2 separate regions of the Mus musculus genome follow, and region 2 is linked to region 1. A link is a loop called in an ENCODE intact Hi-C map of the cell type or tissue named here. Cell type or tissue: heart. All regions are shown on one strand. Each heading gives the region's core, and the rest is flanking DNA. Links, peaks and the distances in the headings are about the cores only.

Region 1 (8,055 bases), core at 1,320-6,319:
CTGTTTAATTGCTACTGTTCCCCTTCCCCCAAAGGATTATGTCTTATTTGGATGTTGTAATGGAAAGCACTGCATGAAGACAGACAGAACAAACACACAATGGGTTTAAATTTTTAAACATCCAACCTTTTCATGAGTCACTGTTAACCATTTGCACCTGTGCCTTTAATAATCAGCCACACAATTAGCAAGGCAAAATCTGCAGGATCCGTGGGAAGAAACTGAATAAAGATGCCCCAATCACAACCATTCCCAAATCAGAGAAGAAAGGAAAGGGGGCTTTGTCTGTGACAAAAAGAAACTTTTACATGTCAGTTTTACCAAATCTAGAGAGCATTAGAGCTGCCGGTACTCAAAATCTTCATCTTCTGTCAAAGCACCAAAGCTGGGTGTGGTGGTTCACAACTATAAGCTCAGCACTCTGAGGGAGAAGGATTTCCATGAGTTTGTGGCCAGCCTGGGCTCCATATCGCATTGCAGGCCAACCTAGGCTACAAATGTAACATCCTATCTCAAAAAAACAAGGGGTGGGGGGAGTCAAGATCTCGAGAGTGTGTGTGAGTGTGTGTGTGTGTGCACTCCTGTATTTCCAAGAATTAAAATTTACCTTCTGTAACCATTTTCAACACAATAAGAAAAATCACCCTAATTGAGGAAGCTAATCTCACTGGGGACAGTGAGAAGGCAGGACCATTGACATTACAATACTTCACCACTTATCCCATGTAAAAAGCAAATTTAGAGCAACAGGAAGAATACTCTGGGGATGTGTGTGTGTGTGTGTGTGTGTGTGTGTGTGCGCTGCTCTGCATCAATGGAACACACACATTTGGAAGGTACAAGAAATAAGATCTCTGTTCCTTGCATCTATCCTTAGCAATCATTGTCTCTGTGAGTGAATGTGTCCATACCCTGGAAAGTATCCTCAATTGCCATAGGCAGAAAGGGATTCCCTATGAACTGCATCTGGACCACACCTTAATTGGCCATAGGGAGATGCTGACAAAGGCTGGGAAGAAACATGCCTAGTCTAGACAAGAGGATAGCACAAAGAATCAAATATGCCCCCCCCTTTAATTAAACAAGAAGGACCCTAAAATGACTATTGTGTGCAATGGAGTTCTCCTAGACCATCCACTATAACATACTGCTCATTCTATGAGCTAGATGGTAAGATTTTGTGGTCCAGCTGCTGCTACCAGCCTTTTAAAACCCTTAAAATGTTGTGGAAATCATCCTTGTAGTATGTAAATATGCTTTCGGGGCTAAAACACTGCTGAAATATCAAAAAATACTTCCCACCCACTACAAAAAAATGCCTTAGGTCCAACGCATATGGGATGAAGATTCAAAACTGCCTGTATCAAAATTTCTTTTCTCTCTCTCTCTCTCTCTCTCTCTCTCTTTCTTTCTTTCTTTCTTTCTTTCTTTCTTTCAAATCCACTTGCTTGTTGAAGAACCTACTGAGGAGCCCTCCAAAAATGCCACCCACAGTTCATCTATTGCTCCTACTATTTACCTTGCTAGAGAAGAGTGGGGAGTGTTTGGTAGTTACCCAGTCCTTCCACTTGTAGCAGGAAAGAACAAAAAATGCAGCACAACACTTAACTCAGAAGAGATTTAAAAGCCTTTGAAAGGACAGACCTCTCCCTCCCACCTACACCTCGCTCCCTATTCCCGCTCTGGCCCTAGCATCTGCAGCCCTTCTCTAAGCGGCTCCCAGGAAAATCCTTTATTCCCTAAGGTTCTTGGACATGACCCCGGTTATTCCCACCCTTCCATATCCAATCCCTTCCCACCACCCCAGAGGTCCTTACCTGATAATGTCGTCGTTGTGTCCCAGGAAGAATTTTTGGCTGTGCTCTCGGGTGTTGTACACCACCCCTACCCCAGCTACAAAGTAGACCACCTCCTTGCCGGCGGTGTAGTACAGGTTGTTGCGGCACTGGTGACCCCGGTACCCGTACACCCACTCCAGCCGGAGCTGGCATCTGGGAGCTGTCCGATCCGCCATGATAAGCCGACACCGCGCGACCCCCGGGTGCCCCGAGCGCCGACTCTGTCCTCTTCAAGGCTCGAGCTGCGACGGACCTGCAAGGGCTCAGGGTACAGCACCGGGCGCCAATTTCCGCGGCGACGCACAGACACAGCCCAGCACGCTGGCCGCCACCATCATCTGCTGCTGCGGGAGAGGAGCCGCCGACGCCGGTGCACAGCAGCAAGACCCCGCTGGGCTCCCCGACTCCTTCTCCCGGGGTCAAGCGGGCCTCGAGGGTACCAGTACCCGCACACACGCCTCACTGCACCTGCGGGCTTTGGGCGGCGGGAGAGGTTCTCCCCGGGGTCACCCGGCCTTTAAAATCAGAGATCTGCATATCCAGACACGGATTACCAGTTCTCCAAGTTTGAGGAGCGCGGGGGGCTTCGCAGCAGGCGGTGGGATTTATTCTGTGACAGGTCTGATCTGACAGGCAGACGGTTACTCCGGTTTACTGCTTTGCCATCACCGTCCTTGGATCCGAAACTGACAGTCTATATCTAGGATGCGAGAACGAGGAAGAGAAAGAATTTTTGCATGTCACCCAGCACAAGAAAATAATTACCAAACTAAAACCAAGTTGTGGGATTTTTGTTTGTTTATTTTTGGTTTTTTTTTTTTTTGATTGTCCACATTTCTCCTTCCATATCCACCTTAATTATAGGAAATACTCCCTAAACACTTCTGGCCGGTAGTTGCTGCTCCAATTTGCAGTAACACTTGCTGTTTCCTCTATAAAGCCAGGGTGAATATGCAATGGTCATTCTTTTAGATGTTCCAATTAGCTGTCATATATGTGTTTAAAATCCAAACCCTCTATGCGCCTTCTCTTCACAGAGAAAATCATAAAAACAAATAAATACTTAACAGCTCTCCCCTAATTAAAGACTCCAATTGCAAGTGTCATAATTTTTTTTTCTCTGAATCGGAGGAAATCCGGCTACCTACAAATGCTCCCGATCGAAAAATAATAATAAAAATAATAAAATAACAGCAACAATAATAAAGTGTCAAAAAAAATCATGCTCCTCTCCCCACGGAGATTTGAGCTAGCTATGAGACCCAAGGGCTCTAGGATCTTGCCTTTAGGTTGGCAGGAGGGGGGGCGGGGTCTCCCGTGGAGCCCGGGTGTCAGCGACACCCCATGCTCAACCTGGCGCCCACTTTTGCAGATCTGAGGGTTGGTAGCCCCAGGTACACCTGGCTCAGGCTCTACGGTCCTAGCGAGTTCCTGCACTCCCACCCGGACCAGCCTCGCACGTAGCATCCCTGCTTTCTCCGCCTCTAACCTCTGCTGCCGGCCTTGCGTCCAGGATCTCGCACCAGCCAGCGAAATCCTCTGCCTGCCCTCCCTCCCTCCCCGCGCTCCCGGGTTAGGTTTCGTCACCGGGGATCTGGGGACCAGCTCTTCCTCCTTCCCTGGCTCCAGGGGCGGGGCCAGCGCAGGGAAGAGTTACGCGGCGAAATTGCGCCGGTTCGGAAACGCAGACGCCTCCTAGGGCCGAAACCTCACCTCCCTTTGCCCGCCTGTTCCCTATGCATCTTGGAAATCGTAGTCCTCTGTAAACCAGCTGCTGAGGCGAGCGCCTCTAGTGTACTACAAGTCCCAGGATTCCATGCATCCGCAGGGCCTTAGTACCGGTGCCAGGGAAGTCTGCGTTTCTCCTATCGGACCCAGCAACTCACCCAGAATGGCGTTGGTGTTCCATGGTGACCCAGGCCAGCGGCATGCGCGTCTGTGCTGAAAGCAGAAAAGATGACGTGGAAAAAAATTCAGGGGCTTTCCTCAGGACTTTCACTTGCGCCAGTCCCAGAGGATTGCTGTAGCCCATCTCTTTCCTTGTTGCAGCACTTGACTAACGCTGTTTCCTACTTCAGTTTCCCCTATTATTCCAAAGGATTCTGATTTATCCAAGTGCAGTGTTACAAAGTTTAAGAAAAATACAGTGGCGTGTGGTCACTCTGTCATGTGTAGGGAAATAAGCGCCTTCCTGTGACCTGCCTTGTGCCCATGCAATAAATTTGGCCGTAAAAAACAGAAGCCAGTGGCTATTCTAAAACTACCTGGAATAAACTAATTTATTCGTTCTGATTTTCAGATTATGGCCGCAGCCAACTTTTGAGAACAGATTTTATAATCCACTTGACTAAGAAGCTACGAAAGGTTGATACTTTTGACTCTTCTGTGTTCAAGATGTTTCTTTATCTACGTGGAGTTTTAATAGGATGCTGTCCTGGTAGGAAAGGCAATGCTATAGATAAGCACCTAAGTGTAGTGAGCTGTTGCCTACAATGTTGAAGAGAAATTGAATACACTTCATATTTTCTGAGAAAACAGAGTCAACAAATTCGAGGAGGTCTCTCTCTCGCTCTCTCTTTAAGACAGTAAGGACACTACTAAACATTAAAACATGGCTTAGAGGGGCTTGAAATGTCTTGGTCTGCTTTCTATTCCTTTAATCATTTATGCAGAATTTTGTTTGTTTGTTTGTTTGGTTGGTTGGTTGTTTGGTTGATGATTCTAGAGGCAAGGAAAACCAAGAACATTGCGCTCATCATCTGATGATGGGCTTAACTACATCCTATGCTGGTAGAGGGCATCACATAGCATGATAGAACGAGAATGCTAACTCCTGTGTCTTTTTAAAGCCATTAGTGTCATGGTCGACCCAACCTCATTGACTTATTGATTTATCTAATGCTGACTAACTCACAGAAGCCTTATCTCCAAATACCATTAACATGTAAATCAGAAAATTGAATTTTAAATATATGGACTTTGTGGAATATGGTCAAACCATAGCAGAAACAAAGTTGAGAGCAAAAATCGAGATGGTGAATTTCGTAGAGAAATAAATTATATATAAGAAGACAAAAACATCTTCCAGAAATAATAAGGAAAAGCTTCATGGAAGAAATATGAAATATAGGCACAATTGAGATAAATTGAAAAAGATAAAAGAGCACTCTGCCTTTTTTTATTAAATAAAAGGGTGTACAAAAATACAGACAGATTTATTTAAAGAGTAAATTTTAAATGGAACTGAACAGAGATGTTTGTACTACTTAAAATAATGAAGAATCTTTAATTCACTTGAAGAGAAAAATAACAATAAACGTAATAGTAATTGGCTGGGTATATTGATGCATACTTTTAATCCCAACACTCTGTAGACAGAAGCAGACAGATCTCCATGAGTTCAAAGCCAGCTTGCTTTACATAGAGAATTCCAGGACAGCCAGGGGCTACATAGAGAGATCCTGACACCACCCCCCCCTCAAAAAAAGTAGTGATCAAAACATGTGGTATCTAATAGTCTGAGGCAGAGCCTGGAGTACTTCTTAAGAGACAGTGGCAATGGCCCAGAAAAAAATAGACATACTCTGTTGAAAAACTAGCAGTGGTAAAAGCCAGGCTGGCTTGGAACCCACACTCTTCTGCCTTCCAAGAACTGAAACTAAAGGAATGTACCACCAGGCCCCGCTGGTCACAGTCATTTGTCACTACAATAGAGACCCTAAGACAAAAATTGGTATCAGAATATGCTCTGACAGACCTGAGTATGTATTTATGGTAGGATCATGAAGGGACTTCGAAACTTTGAGCTAGAAACACCACTGAATGAATGTTCACAGCTTAATGAGCAGATATGTGAACTTAGACGATAATGCTGAGAGCAGTGCAGATGATAGAGGTTTGGCTTATGAAGTTCCTCCTTCCAAGACTCTGTCCATTCCATCAGTGTAATATTTTGAATTAAAAACCATTAAAGAAACTTTGCTTTTCTAGGGCAATCAGTGCTTGTCATCAGGAGCTGAAAACACAGGGAAATGTTTCCTCAGGTTCAGCATACAGAAGTTGTGGTCCAGAGGGGCCTAGGCTATACTTGTGCTGGCAGTCAAACAGTAATTTGTAAAATTCTCCCAAGTAACAGTAGTTTTGAAGGCCTGAAGTGGTCATGGAGAGCAATTGAGGTTTGGTGCTAGAAGAGGCTATGATGAATGAAGAGGCTATTGGTGAATGTTAAAGTAGAAGCAGCCTCAGTTAAAGTAGAAAGCCTAGGACTTAAAGGGTCATATATGTGGCAGGGTCAGAGAGCACAGGAAAGGCTATTGGTGAAGGTTAAGCACAGGTTCAGTAGAATCCTACTGTAGTAAATGAGTTTTCTGGAGGTGGCTACTCCCCTTTTTACTCCTAAATATCTACTGGGGGTTTCTATCCCACTTTTGTCCACATAATTTTCAAGTAAACAAGACAGAAACACTGCAATTTAATAATATACTGTAGGCACTACATTGGGCAGGTTCTGAGCTATCTAATCTCTTCACCTGTTAAAACACACATAAATGCCAATTACTTGCCAATCTGATGCATCCTGGGGCATGCCTGGTGTTGCAGGCCGTCCAGCGGCTCATGAGGAACGGGTACGGCTGAGATGGCAGACTCGAGCTGAAAGAAAAGGAACTAGATGGATGGGAGAAAGAATGGAGCTAAGACAATTGGGTTCTGATCAAAGCTCAATTTTACTATTCAGTGCACCGGGTTATGAAGAAGGGGGAAGGGGCCCATTCCCACCAAATCATCCTGGAGTCCAGTTTCAGGTGACCACGTGCTTGGCTCTGGAACAGCTAGGCAGCAGGCAGCAGCAGTGGGAGTGGCAGAACGATAGGGTGGCAGGCTCCATCCCGATGCTCTCTTCTTGCTAACAGTGAAGTCTGAGCAACCAGGTTTCAGGCTGAGGGTGGGGAGGTTACAGTCTGGTCCATCAGCCTGTCTTCAGGGTGAACCTTTCTTAGCCATGTGCTCTTGGTCCATCCTACCTAATAGCAACTCTCTCCTTTCCCCTGTGGTCTCTCCTGAAACCCTTCCCTTGATTCTTAGTCCTGCCTTCCCATCCTTCCTGCCGAGTCATAGGGTTTAGCCTTTTATTAACCAATCAGGGATTATTGGGGAACATTCTTTACAATGCATTGATTAATACAGTGCCCCAATATCAGGTTACAGTCTGGTCAAGGGCACTGAACTCAGCATCTGATTATACAGCACACAAGACAAGCCCCAGGATCTCCCCCCAGCCCCCCCCCCCCATCTTTAGATCAATAAAAAGCCCTTTTCTTACAATAATAACCTATATACAATAAGAAAAATATAAAACAATTCACAATGTCCAGTCATTTCTATTTGGCAACATAGGAGAGAGTATTCTATTATCTATTCTATCTTAGTGAGTTTAGAGTTCTATACCTAATTCGTTTTCTATCATAATTTGTGCTTCCATACTAAAAACATCTTATGTCCTAGACAACTTAAGCTTTTACTGTGAGACTAATACTATTTAGTCTTTAACCCCATCAGAGACTTGAGAAGGGATAAATTTTACCTGAGTATGTAGGAAGTTGAGGCAAACAGCTTCCAAAATTATAGAAATGATAGACAGCCAATGGTGTTACTCAAAAATTAATCAACAGTTACTCAAAAATTTATCTGAGATGTAGGAGCATTAATCTTCAGCCTTCTGCTCCAGAATATCTTGACAGACTTTTCTGTGAAGTAGTAAATATAAAGGGCTAGTCTTACCTTGTCCTTGCATTGCTCAGCAGTCAACTTCCCTGTGACCAGGTTTGTCCATTTGGACAGTATTCTGTCTGCAGTTGAAGCAAGGGAAGCTTCATTGTTGTTTTGTTTTGTTCTATTTTGCTGTTGTATTTTGAAGCAAATTCAATAAGGAAATTCTTCAATACTCATCATCTTCTTAGAAGTAGAAATATGGGTACTGCCAAGAGCTGACATGTCTTATTGTTAAAAAAGACTTCAACTGGAACTGGAGAGATGGCTCAGAGGTTAAGAGCACTGTGTGCTCTTCCAGAAGACCTGAGTTCAATTCCCAGCAACCACATGTTGGTTGATAACCATCTATAATGAAATATGATGCCCTCTTCTAGCCTGCAGGCATACATACAGGCAGAACACTGTACATCAATAGACAAATAATTTTTTCAAAAGACTTAAATTAATA
Region 2 (5,000 bases), core at 1-5,000, 750 kb after region 1:
CCCACCCACCTACAGAGCTTTTAAGCTTTTAAACCCGCCAAGTTAGTTTACCAATCAGTATTTAGGGATAGGGGATTTCCTTGGCAACATATCTTTGCTGTCCATTTATCCAGCTCCTATTGGTTGAGGTATTCAGCTGTGATAGAGGACTTGCCTTGCTTAACTTCAACACTCACGTCTTAACTTGCCAACCAGGATGCTAGTTACCCATGTACATGTCTCTTTCTGCCAAGTAGGATGTCAGTTCCCTGGGCCGTCTTGGGAAGTTAAACTTTACTCAATCTCTACTCAAAATGGAAGTCTTATTCCAAATAGCTTCTTTTATTGGTGTAGGCCTCTCTTTTATGTTGGGGTCTATTCCAGGGGCAGCTTATAAAAGCAAAAACCATAAAAGGTCATACACAGGTGCAAGAAGTGCTGTCTGGTGGTTGGTTCCAGTCCAAGGTTATTGCTGCTAACTATACAAAGCAGTTCTAACTGACTTATATTGTGGTTGGTTTCCAAGAACACCAAAACACAGAATGCCCCATCAACTCGGGCATGAGAAAGTTTCCTTATAATATTAGTAACAGCACAAAATGGGTGGCTAGACACAGGTCTTAACACATAGCAGTTTCATAATAGCCATGGCTACAGAGTAAAATCCAGTCTCAAAACAAAAACAAAAACAAAAAAACTAAAACAAAACAAAAAACCACAAACAAAAAAACAAAACCAAAAACAAAAACTAAAAGAAACAAAAGTAAATTTTATTATGCTGCCCTTAGGCTTATTGTTTTTTAGACATTCTCTTTTGAGATGGTGACTTTTTTTGTAAAATATTTTCTTGAAGATCTAGGGATGGAACTCAGCTTAGGAAAGAGGCCAACCACTAGTAGAACTCATAGACCAGCTGGTAATCCTTGTCTGTTTTTTCAGTTAGTTAGTTAGTTTGTTTTGTTTCGTTTTTTTGTTTAGCTCAGGTTGGCTTTAAGCTACAACCCTCCTGCTCTTGAGTTTCCAAATGCTGGGATGACAGGCGCATGTTACAATGTCCTCTCTTAGAAATTTCTTGTTATTTTTAAGATCAATCTCAATTCTCCAGCATTTACTTCTTAGTCTCAATACATGTATTCACTCCCTTCTGGCAAGCAATCTTTAACCAGCCTGAATCTTGAGTTATCAGAAAGCAAGCTTGCAGCCTCAGTCTTTTCTGTCAGCTGATAATTATTTCTTCCTCCTTTCTTTATCGAAATAACATTGCCATCAACCTTACAGATTAATTTAAAAATAACTTCTATGAAGGTGATATGCCTTCATTTAGAATTCCCAGGTATCTCGGTACTTATCCAGTATTTACCAATGCATTATCTTGTAATTTATTAGTTTGTTGCCAGGAAAGGCCTCTACGTCCTTAAGGGCAGAACTAGGCGTTCTTAAACTTTCTATAGGGACCTTAAATGAGAAGATGACACACAAAGTATATTTGTTGAGTAACTTTTTTGGAGGGTGGACGGGGAAATATCAGAAAGGTGGGGGGTAAAAGGACAGAGGAACACAGGGTACTATTGTGTATACAGATTCTTCCATACACGTTTTTTTAAAGATAGTGTCTCCTGTTGCCAGTAGGAAGCAGAGGTTGGCCTAGAACTCTTTGTGCTCATACTGCTTCGCTGTCCACACTCCCGCCCCCGGCTGGGATACAAGCTGCTCTTCCGTAAACTGGCCCAGAAGAGAGGATACTGAGCGTGGAGAGGTAGTCGGATTCCGTGTCTCTGGATCCTGCTGGAGCAGAGTAGGGTCTCTTGTTTCTCGCCGGCAGCCTCGCGTGGCAACCCCAGTCGCTGACACCAAACTCGGCTGACTGCAAGAAAGCAGCCAGGTTACCTCCTCCCCGCCTCCGTGGCCCCGCCCCGGAAGTGACTTGAGGCCGGTCCGGAACCTCCCGGCGCTGCGGCTGCAGCGTCACCAGAAGAGCCGGAGGGGTCCGGGCCGAGCAGCCGCTGCCACCGCCAACGAACCGGGTGCCGCGCGGGGTCCAGCAGCGCGCCGGGCAGCCGGGGCGGGAGGGGGGCCCAGCGGTCGGGCCGAGGGCGAGGCGACGCGGACGAGGCTGAGCCCGCAGCGGGGCGGGGGCCGGGGCCGGGGGTCGGGCCGGGGGCGGCCCCGGGCTAATGGAGGCTCCGGAGCGGGCGGGCGGCGGGGAGCCCCCCGAGCCTGGCGGGCGGCCGGTACTGGGCCCGCGGGCCTTCGTCCCGCAGAAGGAGATCGTGTACAACAAGCTTCTGCCCTATGCCGAGCGGCTGGACGCCGAGTCCGACTTGCAGCTGGCACAGATCAAGAGCAACCTGGGCCGGGCCGTGCAGCTCCAAGAGCTGTGGCCCGGGGGCCTCTTCTGGACGCGGAAACTCTCCACGTAAGTGGGCTGAAGCCGTCGGCGGGCCGGGCTCTTTGTCTGCGCTGCTGGTGCTGCTCAACTCTGTTCTGTCCAGACGGCGCTGACCTGGTGCAGGATTCCAGGGGCGCGGCCGAGTCCGGGGAGACCCAGTCTCCTCGTTGCTTTCCGTGGGACTTCTGGGTCCTGTCGGTCGCCTCTCACGATCAGCGTTCTGGTCCTTTCTCTTGACGTGCCAGGCTCTGGGGAGCCACAGGCGTACCCGGGCATAGGGACGAGCGGCTCCCATTGGTTCTCCCTGGGGTTCTGCGCTTGGAGCTGCGGGATAGAGAGCTTCGGTCTTTGGGGAAGCGACTCCTGTCCTTGCTTCTGTGGTTTTTTTGGGTTTGTTGTTTGTTTTTTGTTTTTGTTGTTGTTTTGTTTTGTTTTTCCTTCCTCGTCGATCCACTTTACACTTCTTACCGTAGGAAGTAGGGACAGTAAGAGGTTGTGTGTGTGTGTGTGTGTGTGTGGTGTGTTTTTCTGTGTTACTATGTTTCTTGGGGGTCTGGGTTGCTGTTCTGGCTTCCTGGATTTAATTGAAACGATTCGTTTCAAATGGACAGTCAGCGCATTCTCGGATTGAGTAGACGTTGAGAATGTTGTCTTAGAATTCTAGGAAAAGTGTATGTTCCTGTTGTGACATTTCCTCGGTCACGACTTCGCTTATTCTAAGGCAAATAGTGAAGAGCGCTGTTAGGTTGATCCCGGGCTTTGTTGGCCAGACTGTGTGGTTTTGAGTTGGTTAGTTCTTTTGTTTTCCGTACGCACTAGCCGCAAATTATAGCGTCATTAGAATTAGAACGGGGGAAAAGTAATGATGGAGCAAAAAGTTTGGAGAGGTCATTTGCTCTATGCGCGCCTTTACTTTGGCAGAACTTATTATATAAGATTTTTGCTGTTTTGTTTGGTACGCTACATATAATTTGGTAAGACTATGTTTATGCATATGGTTACCGATAAGTGATTGCACAGGGCATGTCATTTGTGTTCCCCAGAATCTGCTGAGTGAGCTGGGTGATGACTCAGGGTTTTATAATACAATAGTGGGCTGTATCTCTCTTCGGGATAATTTTTATGTGCTAATTATTGGGGGGCTTCTGACAAGTTTTTTGTACTCTTCAACCGAGTGAAAAGAGCTCTTTTACTTAAAAGATGCAAAACTAAAGCACTTAATTTGTCTTTCTTAGAGTGACCATAAAGTGGTCACGATTAACAGCTCTGTTGAGTGGATTATAAAGAAGTTTATGGTATTAAGGATCCATAAATGTGGAGATCAATGTAATCAAAGAAAACCCTCTTTTTAAAGGATTAAAATTGAGTTACTTTGTGTGTTCTCCTTAGGTGTTTGTGTAACTTGAACACAGTAAAAATGAAGTTTGTTAGTCACTTTGATAGACTTGCCAAGGAATATTGTTTTCAGGGAATATATGCAACTTTTCTTTGGTGTATAATATGTGTATGTATATGCCAATTTGTGAAGACATCCAGCTTGGATTTATAAGCACAGTTAAATGTTTATTTTCCAATATCTGGTTAATGAGTTTGGTAAATTAGCACTAGGCTTTGTTGCTGTTTTGCCTAAAGTACAAGTATTACCAAGAAATAATAATGGAGTTACCATGCTTGATGTGTAGAGCAGTATTGCTGTTTAGATGGCTTAATGGTGGTGGCTCCTGTTTTCTGTAAATAACCTGCAACAAGTGCTGTCATGTAGACTTTAATTTTGGAATAGTGGTTAAATACTGGAAACTAATTCTTGGAATTGCGTTGCCATGTGACACTTTGAATTTGATAGGGCACACTGTGGTCTTGGGTGTGTGTTTTCTTCTCGAAGACGAATTAGGGTGACATGTTTGTGTATAGTTGTGCTCACCCTCCCCAGTTTAAAAGCCTAGTGTTGTGCTTAACATCTATATAATCCTGAAGTAATCATGTTTGCCATGTTCTAGAAGAAATGGAGTAGATTTCATTTTTTCCTCACCAATTCTGAAGATATGAGAAACTTATTTAATCATGTCCTTTTGCTTGCTTGTAAATGAAATGAGAGTGTTTCCTGGGAACTATTTTTGCTCTGATGTTATATCATTTTGCTACTTATTAAATATTTAAAAAGGAGTTATGATACCCTCTCCCTCCCAGTAAGGTTTTAGGTAGGCTTGGCTGGCCTGGAACTATCCGTAGGATGGCCCTACCCATTTGCTCTTCCCGATGATGGAATTACCAGCATGAGACACCATGGCTGGCTGGCTTTTGAGACAGGATCTCTAGTAGCCCTAGAACTGTTCCAAACTTGCTGGTCTTAACTCCCGACCCCTGCCTTAACCTCCCAAATGCTAGCCAGCAGTTAATCATTCAGAAATAGCAAGTTTACCTTTGACTTGCTAATTGGTTCTTTGTGCCAGAACCTCATTTTTGGTTCTCATTTTTTTAAATGCAAAACTTTTTGCCTTACACATTTTCAATATTTTTTACTCTATTATTATTCTTGTTATTGTTATTATTATTATTATTATTATTATTATTTATGTGTAGGGGTAGTCAGAGGACAACTCTAAGGAACAGTTCTCTCCTGCTTGGCTTCCTG

The links. Hi-C counts contacts between places; a loop is a spot of excess contacts. Peaks named below come from ENCODE experiments on the same cell type or tissue, not always from the same donor. Only the 100,000 strongest peaks of a DNase experiment are listed, where the experiment ranks them.
Region 2: a loop joins it to region 1, with 3 times the contacts of the local background. A loop is called at or near these places in 1 of 42 quality-filtered maps.

Annotation. Positions count from the first base shown.
Region 1 is chr11:30,022,563-30,030,617 of GRCm38, forward strand. It overlaps Eml6 (echinoderm microtubule associated protein like 6), which reads right to left and starts at 3,471. Exons shown (of 42, transcript NM_146016.2): 1 at 3,328-3,471; 2 at 1,818-2,538. The coding sequence starts at 2,014. In heart, for the core only: a CTCF peak has its summit at 3,561; DNase peaks (open chromatin) are centred at 2,039, 2,359 and 3,549; H3K4me3 peaks cover 2,627 bases; H3K27ac peaks cover 1,669 bases; H3K27me3 peaks cover 718 bases.
Region 2 is chr11:30,769,830-30,774,829 of GRCm38, forward strand. Psme4 (proteasome (prosome, macropain) activator subunit 4) reads left to right here and starts at 1,946. Exons shown (of 47, transcript NM_134013.3): 1 at 1,946-2,395. The coding sequence starts at 2,154. In heart, for the core only: no CTCF peak of the experiment used is centred there; DNase peaks (open chromatin) are centred at 1,882 and 2,482; H3K4me3 peaks cover 2,983 bases; H3K27ac peaks cover 2,499 bases.